Linked DNA regions of Homo sapiens: region 2 is linked to region 1. A link is a loop called in an ENCODE intact Hi-C map of the cell type or tissue named here. Cell type or tissue: prostate gland. All regions are shown on one strand. Links, peaks and the distances in the headings refer to the core of each region. The heading gives the core; the rest is flanking DNA.

Evidence for each region. Hi-C counts contacts between places; a loop is a spot of excess contacts. Peaks named below come from ENCODE experiments on the same cell type or tissue, not always from the same donor. Only the 100,000 strongest peaks of a DNase experiment are listed, where the experiment ranks them.
Region 2: it touches region 1 in a loop (2.2-fold over the local background); 3 of 110 quality-filtered maps call a loop at or near these places.

The regions. Positions count from the first base shown.
Region 1 is chr17:72,395,275-72,403,607 of GRCh38, forward strand. LINC00673 (long intergenic non-protein coding RNA 673) reads right to left here. Exons shown (of 4, transcript NR_152516.1): 4 at 8,048-8,333. Among named protein-coding and RNA genes, the nearest start is that of LINC02003, 57 kb to the left of the region's middle. RefSeq lists an enhancer at 4,994-5,288. In prostate gland, for the core only: no CTCF peak of the experiment used is centred there; a DNase peak (open chromatin) is centred at 4,557; H3K27ac peaks cover 2,745 bases.
Region 2 is chr17:72,440,246-72,448,578 of GRCh38, forward strand. All of the region lies in intron 1 of LINC00673 (long intergenic non-protein coding RNA 673), which reads right to left. Among named protein-coding and RNA genes, the nearest start is that of LINC02003, 100 kb to the left of the region's middle. In prostate gland, for the core only: no CTCF peak of the experiment used is centred there; no DNase peak of the experiment used is centred there.

The sequences.
Region 1 (8,333 bases), core at 16-8,015:
CCAGTGTCTGCAGCTCAGCTCTGTCCCCAATCCCAAATAAAACCGCCACGGCCAGCAAGAGTCAGCGACACCTTCCCACAGCCGGACAACAGAGACGCAATGGCAGAAGTTCACATTTGACGTTTCCTCTTCCCATCTGGGCATAGAGATCATCTGAGGCAGAGTTATGGCAGACGGGCCCTGATGGCGCCATGTTCAGAGTATAGAGAGAGCTCCGACGCCACACTGCTTGGGCGCTGTGCTCCTGGCTCCGCCCTAGGAGCTGCACCTGTAATATCTCGGCCAAACTTTGCAATCACCCAAGGAAGCAGTTTAAAGGAAGGAAACTGAGGCACAGAGGGGCTTAGTCACTCACTCAAGGTTACACGGCTAGGGGCTGGTGAAGAAGCTCAGGCCCAGGCACTCTGGGCCAGAGCTGTCGTCCTCCACCATGACTCCATCCTGCTTCCCTTTGAGAGCCAGTAAGCCTGGGCAGAAGTCCTCAACTCTCTGAGCCTGGTAGTAGAAAAGCACTAAGCCTGCACACCCAGGCCTGTGACAATGGGGCATCCAGAAGGCCAGACCCACGGGCCTCAATGGCCACAACAGAGGCCAATAAGCTGCACCTCAGTAGCCCCACAGGGGGTTCAGTTTGCATGGCAGGAGCTGCAAGTCCTCCCCAGCACTCCTGTTCTCCACCCCCTCCTTCCATGGAGTTGGACATTTCCCAGCTCTCTTGCATCCAAGTGGAGCCTTGGGATCAATTCCTGCCAATGGAAAGTGAGCAGAAGCGATGGGTGTTTCTTCCAGGCCAAGATGGTCAAACAGGTGCATGTCCTCTCACAGCACTTTCTCTGTGTTCACTGGTAGAAGAGGATGCCTCTGAAGGTAGTGATATCCTAAAACAGAGGGAACCTGGGTCCCTGAATTTCTGCATGAAAAAGAGCCTCCGGTCCCTACTATTGCTAAGTCACATTTAACTAATGTGTAAATGAGAAAAACTTGTCAAGTGAAGGAACTGATATATGGAGGTGTTTTGTTGCAGCGGCCTTTGGTGACTGATACATAGAGAACCACAACACTGCCCTTAGGGACAGGGGCCTATGGGTGGTCTCTACAGCAAGTCAGTACACCTCCCTCAGCCCACAAAACAAGGTCTCTATCCTTCTCCCAAAGCCACTGCGAGATTCCAAGGAGAAGATTTACAAAGAGCTTGAAAACTGGAAAGTCCCATAAAACCACTGAACTTCATTATTTCCTGAATGGCCTGATCTTTCTTGGCTGAATGTTATATCATTTCTCTCATGTCTGAAGCCGTGCCTAGTGACTGTGGTTCACAGATGACAACCTCTTGGTCCAAACTCTTATTTTATTGGTGTGTATGAATTAAGAATGGGGTGAGCTTTCAGTGTCTCTCGTCTCCCAAACAGGCAAAGCTTCTGCCCTACATGTCAGTTCTCTTCAATCCTCCTTTATCTGCTCCACACACCCCCATACCACCACCCCCACCCCCACCCCCACAAACCCCCAGGAGGAGAAATCAGGAGTCAAGGGAGACAGACTTTTCCTCCCAGGGCCTGCTTGCCCCTGAGTGGTGCCTTTTCTCCCTTGGCCTTTGGTCCTCAGGTGGTAAGACCTTGAACCTAGGTCCAGTTCTCATGGCAAGGGATCTGCCTATTAACACCGAAGGTCTCTACCTGTGAGGTTGGATATTAATGGGCAGGTCCCTTTTGTTTTTTCTGTAGTTCTCCCTATTAGACAGAGTGAAATTATTTGGATATTAATGGGAAGATCCTTTTTTTTTTAAGTTCTCCTTATTAGACAGGGTGAACGAAACCCTAGAAATTTTGATCTAAACTTTTGAACTGATATTTTTATTTCCCACCCTAAAAATGAAACTAGCTCATGGGGTAACTGGCAAAAATCAGACATAATTCTATTTTCAGGAAGAGTTTCTACATGGAAACCAACCAATCAGGCAACAAACAAAATTTCTCTGCTGTTTGGAAAACACTTTCTTTCTTTATTGATTTTTTGAGTCAGGGTTTTACTCTGTCACCCAGGCTGGAGTGCAGTGACTCAATCACAGTTCACTGCAGCCTTGACCTCCCAGGTTCAACCGATTCTCTCACCTCAGCCTCCCAAGTAGCTGGGACTACAGGCATGCACCACCACACTTGGCTATGTTTGTTTTTGTTTTTGTTTTTTTAATTTTGTAGAGATGGGGGTCTCCCTATGTTGCCCGGGCTGGTCTGAAACTCCTGGGCTTAAGTGATCCTCCTGTCTTGGCCTCCCAAAGTGGAAAACACTTTATTGATTACTCCTGAGCAAGCAAAAAAAAAAAAAAAAAGGCAAATTTGGTGGTACACACAATAACAGGTTGGTAATAGGAAAAGTCAACTCAACATCATTTTTGTACATCCTACCATGTAAAAGCCATCATGCTGCAACTTCACAAGCTCTGAATTTCAGATTGTCCATGACCCTGGTTTTGAATCTCAAAGTTCACATAAAAGACTTGGTCAAAGCAATTGATTACTGTAAAGTCTTGTTTGCCGATGATTAAATGAGAAGTATATGAAATGCCCATCACAGTGCTTCCCATGTGACCATGGACGTTTGGGAGCATTTCAACGATAAATTTCAATGAGTAAACAATGACTCAGTCCCTATTCTTATAAAAGAGAGAGAAAGAGAGTTGGGAGAGAAGAGGGTGCCAAAACAAGTCCATTGTAAGTGCAGTAAATGAGATACTAAAGTGCTATGGTCAAGGAAGGAAGACTGACATTTTTTTGAGTACCTATGTCAGAATATGTGAGGGAGAGGTCACAACTGGTTGAGAGGGAAGGAGAAATCCAGGACGGCTTCTGAGAGAAGGAAGCATTTGAGATGAGCCTCGAAGCATTCGTAGGATTTCAGTACCCTGGATGCCCGATGTCTATCCTTTAAAAAATACTCCTCTGTGAAGAATTGCCAAAGGATTAACGATCGTGCTGAATTCAATAAAAAATCATTACTGGGCCAAGCATGGTGGCTCACACCTGTAATCCCAGCACTTTGGGAGGCTGAGGTGGGAGGATTGCTTGAGTGGAGGAGTTCAAGACCAGCCTGGGCAACATAGTGAGACCCCCATCTCAAAAAAAAAAAAAAATAATTACTGGAATGTGCAAGAAACTTTCTGAAGTAAGCAGTTCTAGAATGTGAGTAGTGATTTGGGAAGCCATAGTGCCCCACGTAGATTAATAAGATGCATCCTGGGCTGGCGCAGTGGCTCACGCCTGTAATCCCAGCACTTTGGGAGGCCGAGGTGGGTGGATCACGAGGTCAGGAGATCAAGACCATCCTGGCTAACACGATGAAACCCCGTCTCTACTAAAAGTACAAAAAATTAGCCGGGTGTGGTGGCAGGTGCCTGTAGTCCCAGCTACTCGGGAGGCTGAGGCAGGAGAATGGCGTGAACCCAGGAGGCAGAGCTTGCAGTGAGCCGAGATTGCGCCACTGCACTCCAGCCTGGGCAACGGTGCAAGACTCTGTCTCAAAAGAAAAAAAAAAAAAAGATGCATCCTGGACAGTCACTGGGGTGGACCAGGAAATGGGCACTTAGGGTCTGGCATGGAGCAGTGTGTCCTGCTGTGCTGTACATGACAGTGGGTGGCTGTTAGCAAGCACCACCCATGAGACCGTAGCACCCACAAACTGCAATGTTTTAGAATAGCCTGGATTACACTGTGGATGTTTAAAGCAAAGGATAAACAATGCTCCATCTAGTTTAGTTTCACTGCATCTCCTACTTGAAAACTGAATAGACTCGGTGGCCATCCAGCCCCTCTTGTCCCGATATTTCACTCCATGGTGAGTCACAAGCCCTGGTCAGACCCTAATGGACACAGCCCCACCTTGAACAGTTCCTCTTTCAGGCTGAAATCATCTGCTGGGTATGAAGACTCAGATGGGATAGGAAAGTTAAAACTTAGAAATAGGCGTGCTCTGTTCTTTTCCAATGCTTGTCATTATGCTCATTTTCGTGAGGGACAAGGCCTTTGCCTTACACCTGGGACCTAACATTAATAGTCCAGGAGAGAGGATGGAAGGGACCCAGGAGGACCACCTGCTGGAGTCACTACCCTGAGCCACCACATCCCGGGCATCGGCAATTCCTGGGCTGGCCAGAGCCCTGGGCATAGACAGTTCTACAAGCAGAACATGTTTTTCACCCTTGCCCTTCTCACCCCTCCAAAACCCAGACCTAAGTTACCGAAAAAGGCGGGACATAGTGGGAAGGGGGCAGGTGAAAGAGGAAGAAAAGACGGAGATGGAAAACAATTAAAAAAAAAAAAAAAACTCCAACAGAACTCGATAACCCGAGGGCCCAGTGATCGGTGCCGCACGGCATACAAAAGCCAAAAGGCAGGTCCCAGGACGGGTCAACTTAAGACTTAATATTTGCCTTTCACTAAGCAAACTAATAAATCCCCTATGGTTTTAGCCACGCAGAGCTCCCAGTTTTTATTTATTGGTCAAAACGGCAGGCAGGGTTTCTTTTTTTTTCCCCTCCCAGCCACCCTGGGGGTAAATAGTGGTCCCCCTTCCACCCCTCCTGTCATCAGCCTGTATGTCTATTTACCTTCTCCCTCAACAAACTCATGTTCAGTGCAACTGACAATGCGTGCAAACAGCTTTGAAGTATTCTTTGGTAATGGACTTCCCGGACAGCCCTGTTTTTGACTTGCACAGCCAAAGGCAAAGGGAGAAAGGGCTACTGCTTGTCAGGAACCAGCTGGGCCAGGCAAGGCTGAGAACTTGATGCATGGCAGGAACCTCAGAGAATCGTCAAGACCAACCCCTGCCCCTTCTCTGTCCCTTTTATAGATGAGAAAACTGAGACCCAGAGAAAAGGCTAGAGTGACTCACATGTGACCCGGACTTAGTTGAAGCCAAGGGCAGGGCCGGTGATCAGGTTTCCAGACCCCTCAGTTTAGGGCTGTCTTCAGGCCTCCCTCCACCTGTTCTCCACCAGCCTGGCATATAAGGGTCTTATCCAAGGTCAGTGACCACTTCCAAGGTCACCTTGAAATCCTTTAAACTGCAGCCTCCTGAGCAGAGGGACTTGTTTCACCACGAGAACCTCCTATCTCTCCTGTCAACATGACTAATATTTTCCCACATGGGTTTCCAGGGCCGCTTGAAGAGGATCAAAGTTCTCCTGTGGATCAAGTTCCAATGCCATGGAAAATCTCACAGGCGAGGCTGAACAAAATTGGGGGGTGGGGGCGGTGTCGGGGAGCTAATTTGAAATAGTTATGTTCATAATGAAATTAAGGCAAGATGAAATCACTTTACATTGCACCTTGGACAATGTCTAACGTACTATTCTAACATGAGACCTAAAACCCCAGCAAAACTTTAAGACATGGACTCCTAGAAGGCTGATAGCTTATCCATCAAATATGCCAGCATCGTGGATGTCAGAACTATTAATAGAAGAGGCTCCAGGGATCGTGTGGCCCAAACCCCTCATTTTATACGGAAGGAATTAAGATGATGAGGAGCTTTCTGAGACAAAAACTTAGGTCTCTCTGCCTCCCTGCACTGTGCTTTTTTTTTTTTTTTTAAACCAGAACAAACATGGGGAAGAGGGCAAAAAGCATTTAGCACAAAATCTCATTAAGAAATTGACATTCATGGCCACCTGATAGTGTATGAAACACTCTTTAAAATTCAACTGCTTCCCCATCAGGCTGGGTATCACTCAGCCTCTCTCATAGTCCTCTCTCCCCTGGGCTGAACGATCCCTTGCCTGATTTGAAAGGGGATTCCTGCATTAGTCAGAGATAAATCTAGAGAAGAGTGATGCTTTAGACCACTTCAGCCTCTCAGGTTCTGTGATTGCATATGGATAAGGAGATAAGAAAAGAGAGGGCCAGGCGCATTGGCTCACATACTTCAGGAGGCCAAGGCAGGAGGATTGCTTGAGCCCAGGAGTTCAAGACGAGCCTGGGCAAGATGGTGAGACCCTGTCTCTACAAAAAAATAAAAATAAAAAAAATTACCTGGGCATGATGGCATACAACTGTGATCACAGCTACTCGGAAGGCAGAGACAGGAGGATTTCTTGAGCCCAGGAAGTCGAGGCTGCAGTGAGCTGAGATCATGCCACTGTACTCCAACCTGGGTGACAGAGTGAGCCAGAGAGAGAGAGTGAGAGAGAGAGAGAGATTGAGAGAAGAGATTGTTGCCTTTGACATAAGATCAGGACTTCTTTTGAAACCAAAGAATGAAAGTAGAACATAAATGAAGGGATCATCTGAAATGCCTTCATCTTTTAAAAAAGAAAAATGGCACCCAAGGAGGTGGGTGAGCATCCCTCCAATGGTAGCGAAGGTAGTGAGAATCACTACAGGGGCAAACACCAAGGTGCATGATACGTCCATAAGTTCATCTCTACCCTAGCATGTAATTCCCTCCCTGTGGTCTTGCCATGCCAGATGAATGAAATTATCTGAAGGCCCCTGTTCCGGCACTGCAAACACTCATGCCTGTCTTTCAGCAGAGAAGATGGAGGTCAGATGCCCTGACAAGCAGCAACAACTTCAGGACGCCACGTGATCCTGAAAACCTGGCTTTTTCTAGTCCACAAAAGACCCTGTAATTTGCGTTCAGGTTGTTCTTAAGACCAAAAAAGTTGGGCTGGTGCAACTATCCCTTACCCACTCCCCTCCCTACCCCCGCCCTGACTACCACCTCCAAATTCTGCTCCCTCATCCCAGATAAAAGTCAGTGTCTAGAAAGGTAAGTATAAGCTGGGAGGCCCCACTCCACACTGAATTGAACTCAAAGGTTATCTAGGAGCCTTTAGAGAGAATGTACATACTTAGCCCCAGTTTACACACCCTTGATATTTTAAAGGATTCTAGAGTTTAAAGGAATTTCAGGAAGTCCTCTAGCCAACTCCTTTGCTTCCCAGACAACACCATCCCAAAGGTTTTAGTTCTTGATCTCTGTCTAGCAAAGATGCAGATTTGGAATCCTGGCTCATGATTCTACAGACAGCATGTGTATGCATGTGTGTGTGTGTGTGTGTGCTTGCACACATGTTACAGTCTCTCTTCCTCAGTTCCCAGTGGCTGTGTTAGTTTTGTTTCTTAATGAACTGTTTTGTTTTTCATGAGAAAGTTAGTTTCTCCTTTGTAAGTAAGGCTGTATTGGAGAGGAATCCCTGATACCTTGAAGGCCTGCCATGCCCACCATCCACAACACTCAGAAGGACATGGTCTCAGTTGGTTCTTCATACAACCCTACCATCCTGGAAACAATTGATTTGGTCAGCATTGGTGCCTGATCCAATAGCATCCATCTGTGGCTGCCTGAAGGCCAACGAAGTAACCAGACGCAAAAGCTCTGAATGCAGATTGGCTAAACCAGTCAACAGCATCAGTCAGTTAATAGTAAGTAACAAAGTAGAGGCATGGTCGTTGAGTCACCCAGGAGGGTGACCAGTTTTCCCAGTTTGCCCAGGACTGTCCCAGGTTTAGCACTGAATGTCCTTCATCCCAAGAAACCCTTTAGTCCTGGGCAAACTGGGACCGTTGGTGACCTTCAGCTCATCACGATGGCAGAATTCTAAAGTCAGGGGCAGCGAACCCTGCTGCTGAACAGAGGATCAAAACGACCATGATGGTATTGCTCTTGTTATCTTTGAAAACCAACTAGTGCTTCTGCATCTGCTGAATGACCTTGGGCTTTTTGAAAAGGCTTAGCTAGGCAGTGGCTGGGACTATTTCCTGTCTACCTTACTGTGACTTTTGAATAAACCAGGATTTATGAAGGTAACGTAAGTGGATCTCTGTTCCTTGACACCTGTAGGAATCCAAGGAATACAATGCCTGTAACTGTGTGTCAAGAAAGGAAGGAAAAGGTGAAAACCCATCAACAATCTGTAAATTTCAATAGCTCTAAACATCTTCAAGAGGTTCTCCTCAATCATTTTGTGATGAATCTGAGATGTCCACAAGGACTCCACTGTTCTATTTAGAAGACACCAAATTCACTAAATGGTCATACAAGCACAGCAACTGCAACATACAAAAACTTTAATTATTTTTGCAAAAAGAAAGCCAACTATTCGCCTTGGAAATAATAATGAAGTACAAATAGCTCTGACTCTGCATTTGGACAAGGATGAACCATGATAGATATTTAGAAAGGGTTTTAAATCATGTGTATGTTGGCTACAGAGTAAAAGGAACAGAGAAGACTCAAGCTATTGTCAGGTGTGTATGTGTCATCAGCACACACTGGGGGAGGAGAGTCCTCACTAAGTGCCACAACCCCTGATAGCTGTCAGTCTCTCATGA
Region 2 (8,333 bases), core at 245-8,244, 45 kb after region 1:
GCTCCCTCTCCAGGTGTCCCCCCACCCCCTGTGTCTGGCGGCAAATGGCTAATGACAGATGGGCAGCCGGAGGAGGCCTGAGGTTTTCATGGAGGCTCACACTCACCCCCCCAGCGCATCACCACCGGGAGAACACTGCAGCCAAGCAGCCTAATGGAAACAGACAGCAGCAACCACACAGCCCTTAGGGAAGAAGGAGTTTTCTTAAGGAAAAAAAAATCACTAAGCCCTCAGGCAACCGTATAACAACAAAAGACAAGAAACTAGTGAGCAAAGACCTCTCTCTACAATCACCAGCACACCATAAGGTATTTCAGTATTGATGGAACGCCTACTATGTGCCAGGGATTAGACCAGGCACCGGAAATGCAAAGAAGAGACGGGAGCTTCCAGGCTTTCCAGAGTGGAAATCTACTAAGAAAGATGATACCAACTAACACTTATATTTTGTGATATGGATTATCTATGTTTGTGTATATTATATATAATGTATACATTAATATACAGAATACGCTCCATGTGCACACTGAGGCTGGGGGAGAAGGTGGCTCCCACCTCCCTGGGTTATCGGGGCAGGGGCGTCTGAGCTGGTGAGGAAGGAAATGGCCACAGGGTCATTTGCCAAAGGGTTAACTTGGAAAGAAAGCTGTTGGGTATGTCTGAGTATGAATGGCAACTCTGGTATTCTCTAGCTGTGCCATCTTGGACACCGAGGTTTTTATAGCTTTTTAAGGCATGCACACCACCAGGCAGGCAGATAATAAGTGATCAGTTAATCACCAAGGACAGAAAATGAGGAAGCCTGGCAGAGGTGGTATGTGAATGAGGCCACAGGGAGGTAGTTGGCTGTGCTCAAAGTCAGACGAGTAAGTGAGAGGAGCTCCCAGGAGTGCAGGGGTCGCGTGGCCTCGGGCCTGCATTTACACTGCTTTATCATCTCCATTGGCAAGATCTGAACCATCCTTCCTCCTCCTTCCTGTCTCTCTGGGGTGTCTGGAGGTACAGAAGAACCAAGTTGGGGGGCGGTGGTCAAGGGATGGGGAGAGGTTGAAGATCTTCGATTGCAGAAGGAAAGCCAGCTAGGAGGTAAAAGGATGATTCTTTTCCTTGTGGAAGCCATGTATGGGCAATGGTTGAAGGCGTCTTTGGGTTTATCAGAAAATCCTAACAGAAAAGAAATGATTTACCAGGTAAGAATATGCAGATATTCTGAAATACTAAACGGAAATCCTAAAGCCCCATAATATGACACTTTCTTTGCCAGGCTCGGCTGACGTTAAAGCCTCGTGCTGTGACCAGGAGCCTGATGGGAAGGTTGTTTAGCTGGGCTCTCCTAATCCCAAGGCCACCCCAGAGCACAGGACGACGGGCCCCTCTTGGAACCAGGCAACCGGGGGAACCCAGGCCTGCTCCTCGTGTCACCCCACTGGCTTCTGTGCTGTGGTGGGACTGTGGTTTTCAGAAAGTTACTTAAACCCAAGGTCTGAGATAAAGACAGCGATGGGAGCCTCAGTCATCCCATTCCAGGCTTCCGACATGGGACCTGTCAGTACCCCTGCACACCTGCTAGCCCAACAGACATGATTAACCAGGGAGGAAGGCAGGGAGGAAGAAGGTGGGGAGCAAAGCAAAAGAGGTCTGACCCTCCTCCCGAAAGTCTCAGAAACTCCAAACATGTGGTTAAACAGCCTCTTGAGGAGGAGTATCACTTTGCACACTATGGCATGTGTATAAAGGAGCAAAGAATAAACACATGCCTTGCCTCCAAGGGCTTACAGTCAAATGCAGAAACTCAGCATAGCCCAACTCCACAGTGCACATATACAGGCTGTAGAATCATGCATGAAACCAAGACACGTGCAAGCAAAGTTTTACGAATGTACACAAGTCAAGGTTCAAGTTTATAACTGAGGAGGCGGAGATTGGGTATGCTAACTGCCTTAAATGTTTCAGAAAAAAAAAATAGGTAGAATTTCAAATTAATGTAGGCATCAGTTCAAGCTTAGGACTATTGGTTTCCAGTATCATTTAGTATACATTCAACTCTTTCTACCGGGCTGTTCAGAGATCCACATCGTCTGCCTCCAACTCTCATGGCTTGTAAGTTTCTAGCTGGGTTTGTATTACAAGAACTTGTAGGCCTATGTTTCTGTTTCTGTTAAGATGGGTGCCTCTTGAAGGCATGGTCCAGAACTAAGTATCTTTTTCTGTTGTGAGATGAATGTAAAACATTTCAGAGTTTCACCTTAAGAAATCCCATTCCAGCCGGGCTCCGTGGTTCACACCTGTAATCCCAGCACTTTGGGAGGCCGAGGTGGGTGGATCACCTGAGGTCAGGAGTTCAAGACCAGCCTGGCCAACATGGTGAAACCCCGTCTCTATGAAAAATACAAAAAATTAGCTGGGCGTGGTGGTGGGTGCCTATAATCCCAGCTACTCAGGAGGCTGAGGCAGGAGAATCGCTTGAACCTGGGAGGCAGAAGTTGCAGTGAACTGATATCGCGCCATTGCACTCCAGCTTGGGCAAAAAGAGCGAAACTCCATCTCAAAAAAAATAAAAAAAAAAGAAAAGAAACCTCACTTCCCAAAATATCCTCCATTTAGTATAGGGATGGAGATTATTCCAGCATCTTGTATGTAGAAAGATGTAGAAGAGTCCAATTCTGCCAGGCCGTTTCCAATAAATAACGGGCAAAACTTCACATCATGTGGTCAAGAGATTGTTGAGAGAACTGAAGGCTGTAACTTTGACCACTAAATGGCTTAGGAGCCTCAGATAGACACTTGCCTTATTTACATCTTTACAAATTGTATACGTTGGATATTTGTACCTTGGGTTTTGTGTGTGTGTGTGTGTGTGTGTGTGTGTGTGTGTCTATGGTTACGTAGGATCAGTGAAATATGGGTGCCCAACTTTGGGGTAAAGGAAAGCCTTGGGGTGGAAGCAAAGCCAAGCCTAAAACTCCCAGCCCAGCCATTATTCTCTAGACCTCAGGGCCTGCAAGATTCATACTGTCCTCCCAAAAAATGTCCTGGGCCTCTTGTGTAGACATTCATACCAACTAGGCCCTTCAACCAGAAGATACTTAGAGAAGACTCCAAAGTTCCCAACCTCTAGGCATTTGAGAATTCATAACCAAAACCAGGCTCTCAGTTTAAAGCGATACTGTGATGAGTGACAAAACACGTGAGCCTTTTGAGCCCATCTGCAGAAAGTGTCCACTTGACACGGTCACACAATGAGTAGCCTCTGAGGTGCCCGGGGCCACCTCTCACCCAGGCAACAGCAGAAGGAACTGGGGACTTATACTAACACCAAATCAGAACCTACTACTTTCAGACACTGCCAAGAAGCAGAAGACCGCAATTTATTGGTTAAGAAAAATACTGCCATAATTAATTATTCATCTCTGCCAATAACAATAACAACCAATAGTGAGAACACATGATCCTATTTGCATTTCTTTTCTCCATCTAAAATAAATTTACCAATAAAAATTTAAAAATAAATAAGGCCAGGCACGCTTGCTCACACCTGTAATCTCAGCAATTTGGGAGGCAGAGGTGGGAGGACTGCTTGAGGCCAGGAGTTCAATACCAGCCTGGTCAACATAGGAAGACCCTGTCTCTACCTTATTTCTTTTTTATTTTTTGAGACAGAGTCTCGCTCTGTTGTCCAGGCTGGAGTGCAGTGGTGTGATCTTGGCTCACTGCAAACTCTGCCTCCTGGGTTCAAGCTATTCTCCTGCCTCAGCCTCCCGAGTAGCTGGGATTAGAGGTGCGTACCACCTACACCCGGCTAATTTTTGTATTTTTAGTAGAGATGGGGTTTCACCATATTGGCCAGGCTGATCTCAAACTGGCTGGTCTCGAACTCCTGACCTCGTGATTTGCCCGCCTCAGCCTCTCAAAGTGCTGGGATTACAGGCGTGAGCCACCACGCCCAGCCTCTACCTTTTTTACAAATGAAAAATAAAAATAAATAAATACTCCATAATCCCACAGCTCTGAGCATGCTGTAAGTCTGAGAGGTAAATAATCAGGTTTCAATGTTAAATGTCAATCCCCTTTCATCCTCCTTTCCCTAGAAGCAGCCAAGTATAAATCAGAGTCGCAGGGATGTAGGAATCCAAAATGCAGAACTTCCCAACAGCAGTTGGGGTTTAATTTGCCACACATCTCCCACTCTGGAGGTATTAACTCAAATCCTGATGGGGCATCGATGGCGTGGCCGATGCTATGTTGGGAGCTAGGGCTTCGCCTCTGCCTGTGTGGTGTGTATTCCAGAGGGACACAGGTCAAAACAAGTAAACACAAACATTCAGTTATAAATCATGAAGTTTCTGCAAAGTAGAATGATATGGGGGTGGGAACAGCATCACAGCAACTGCAAAGGCCCCTCCAAGAAAATGACATGAAGCAGATGCCTGACACAGATACAGTCAGCTGCATGAATGAACCTAGGGAGCTGCGTGCTGGCTGCACCCCAGGCAGAACTGGGGTGGACCCCAGCTCCAAAGCCGCACCGTAGAAAGCGGAAATTCTGAAAATGTTTTAAAAAAATAATTAGACTCGGGAGAACACAAGACCCATGAGGATACAGGCTGGGGAACACTCCTTTTTACAAACTGCAGGCATGACCTCGAGGTAAGGTGAGAAACACAGAGAGCCCTGGAGAGCAGTCCTTGTTCTAGCACCTTCCACCGAGCTCAGTAACACGACAGTACATTTTGAAGCAAAGGGAAAAATCATGAGATGTTGCCTTTACCAGATAACTCATCTTGCTAAGGCACCTTTACCCCTCGTGGTCTTGAGGGTTCTGGGAAGGCATTGATGAGGACCTCCAGTACGTCCACCCAGCATTTTATTATCATAAGTGCGAAGCTTGGTTACAATTTTACAAAATAAAATGAAGGCTTCCTGATTCCTAGTCCCTAGTTGGGATAACCTCCCCAAAGCAAGCCTGGAAAATCCCTGGGCGGCCAGGTCACTGGGGCTCAAAGTCCTCCTCCTCCCCGCCCCACCCACCCATGGAAAAGTACTGGCATCTCAGCGGCTGGGTTTCTTCCAGGAGGCCCTGCTGGGGATGTGTCAGTGCCCCCAACCCGAAGCCCACAGGGAAATCTCACCCCACTGGGTTGAGCCCCAACCTCCCACTCTGGCCCCATTGGTTTCACACCCTTGAACAATCCTGCCCAAATAACCTAGCAGCTAAGTGTGGCCAGGGGCCAGGAAAAAAGCCCTGAAAAGCAGTGAGCTCTTCAGATCCGAGAGCTCACAGCTTGGCTGGGACGCTGCCCACTGTGGAAAATGGAACGTGAAGATCTGGTACAGTGAGGGTGGTGGGGGAGGGAAGCCCTGACCCCACCCAGCCTGCGTAAGAGCAGAGGGTCAACTTCCCAGGGTATCTGGAAAGCTCTGGCAAGGGTGGGCAGAGGTGGGTGGCGATGGGGCCGGCGGACACACGGCCTCGTGCTTTTCATGCGATGACACACCTGACTGGCCAGGCACACCTGGACGTCGGGGCAGGCCAAGCTTTCCAACAGTCACTCACTGTTCCTTGAGTGGAGAGGCCTGGCAGCCACGCTCCTCACAGACAGGGGGGTTTTTCTCCTTCTTGGTAGGCCACGCCTCCCCCGGGCACATACTGCCTCTGTCCGAGGGTTTCGTCCAAGCCCTGGGCTCTGACCACAAAAAGCGCCCTTTTCTTTGGCGGGCTCACCTCAGACGTGAGGTACCAGAGAGCCAAACCGTCTGCTAAAAGGACATCCCCAGCACATTTCTCCCTAGGCAGAGGGTCTGTGGCTGGCGGCCACAAACAGCACATCCTCCCTCCATCCTGGGGCCTTACAGAATTGCCCCTTGGTTCCTGCTATATTCATGGCAGAAGGACAGTAAACTAAAGGAGCTCTTGGCTTGCTCGGGGTGCTCCCGTCTGACCCAAAGCAAACTGGGTAAATCCCTGGTAAAAACCAAGTTGTTGAACACAGGGCTTCAGGTCTTGGCCCATTCGGTGTGGCCATTCCCACTCCAATGTCTCTGTGAAAATGCAAAAATAAATAAATAAATAAATAAATAAATAAATAAATAAATAAACACGAATGGCGACACCTTCCTCCAGCAGAGAGAGATTACGGCCTCCACCAAAACACTCAATGGGTTCCTGGCAGGGCTTCCACCCCAACTGTGGACACTAGATAGAGAGATGCTCTTCATGAGAGTCTTGAGGGTTCCTTGTTAAAAAAAAAAAAAAAAAAAAAAAAAAAGTGGGTTTTTTTTGGTTTTCTTTTTTTGGTCATACAAAACGTAGTTGTGAAAGGAAAAGAAAATGCCAGCCCTGTTTGACAGACATTAGATTTATGATCGTTTTTTAAGCCTCAAGTACGTCACAAGAATCGGCCCACCCACTGCACTGCCCTGATTGTAAACACGGCCAAGTGCCCATCCCTGCTCTTCCCCTATCGGACCTGGGCTCCTCCGCTTCTGAACAGCCCTTGTTTCCCTCTCCTGGTCTCTGGTGGGTTAAAAAGATGCCTGGCTGTATATATATGGAGAGCGTACACCATGGAGCTCTCTGAGCTAAAACCTCCAAGACAAACATAGCCCGCTCACGCCTTCCCCGTCTGCCGGCAGGCCGCAGATGTTAATAAACATGGTTGGGGTTTAGGGTTTGCCCACTGATTCCTCCATCCATTTTACACTCGACAAGTCAGGAGAGCATTTTTTCCCCCTTCCCTTAACGTACAAACTCAGTAAACTGTTGTAAGGCTTGGCAACAAACTTATGAATTTTGGCCTCCAGATGTGGCTGGAAATAAAAGTAAACACAGGGTGTGAGCAACTGCGTTTCAGGTTTGTGTCCTGTGAGGCTGAGTCTGCAAAAACCAGGGCTCAGAGAGACTCATTTGCCCTTTGCCATGAGACACCGGGAGATAGTTTTCCTAAAGGTAGGGATGCTGTTTGGTGCAGACAACAGATGTAGAGGTCCACTAGAAAATGTAGGTGAAGGTTTACAGTGCAGAAATTTGGCCCCCTCTCCAGAGCACCATTCATAATCCATCCCTCTTGGCCAGGGTGGGTCACAGTGTGTCCTACAGCAACTCTGGCTAGAACACAAGTCTATAGGAGGAAAGTGCTCAGATCAGAAAAAAACTGAAAAAGCCTTATCATGAGATCCATTTCTGGTACCATTCCTACGGAAGCAGGACAGAGATGTTCAAAAAGAAAGCAAAGGGTCAAGTGTAAACTGATAGGTCTACTTCAAACATGAATCAATAGGTTTTGTTTGATTTTACAGGTCGAAAGACTTGTGGGGCTTGAGGGCCTTTCAAATCAGAAGTCCAGCTTATCTATCCATAGCAAGAGGAAGGACAGAAAATACCACGCACATCTGAGAAATGTACTGCGTATATAACTTGCAATTATAAGATCCATTTTTCATCTTGCAGATGAAGATTGGATCAGGTAAACTACTGATCCAATGTCTGGAGATAAATTATTATTATCTTCTTTTCTGGGACTGAACAAAGATGGATTGTAAGGACCACTGTCCCCTTGTTAACATATATGCCCAGACTGTCATTTTCCCCCTTGCTAAGAAGTCATTTCCACGGGGGGATCATCTTCAGTATGTGCAGTTGGTCAAGACTTCACAAATATTTCCTCTGAATTGTAACCAAGAAAACCTTCGCTTTATAAATTTTTGTTTTATTACTTTGCTAAAGCAAATACACACCAAAAAAAACACATGTGGTATTCCACTTCAGTCAAACACTATGCCTAGAGCTCTATCTCTTTTTTTTCTTCTAAAGAAAAATCACAAATGCCACCTTATAAAACAGTACATTTCAGATGCCCATGGTATTTTCTGTCCTCTTTCTTGCTATAAATAGATAAGCTGGACTTCCGATTTGAAAGGCCCTCAAGCCCCACAAGTCTTTTGACCTATACAATCAAATAAACCTCTTGGTTCATGTTTGAAGTAGACCTATCAGTTTACACTTGACCCTTTGCTTTCTTTTCTGAACATCTCTCTGTGTCTTGTTTCTGTAGGAATGATACGAGAAATGGATCTCATGATAGGACTTTTTTCAGTTTTTTTCTAATCTGAGCACTTTCCTCCTACAGTCTTATGTTCTAGCCAGAGTTGCCAGAGGACACACTGTGACCCCCCTGGCCAAGAGGGATGGATTATGAATGGTGCTCTGGAGAGGGGTCCAAATCAATTTTCACGCAGGTGAAAACTTGGAAAACTACTGGGAATTGTGGCTTTGGGGGGGTCTTTAGCTATATGCTTGCAACTTACCATGAAAAGAAAATGGTTTGGCTGTTATA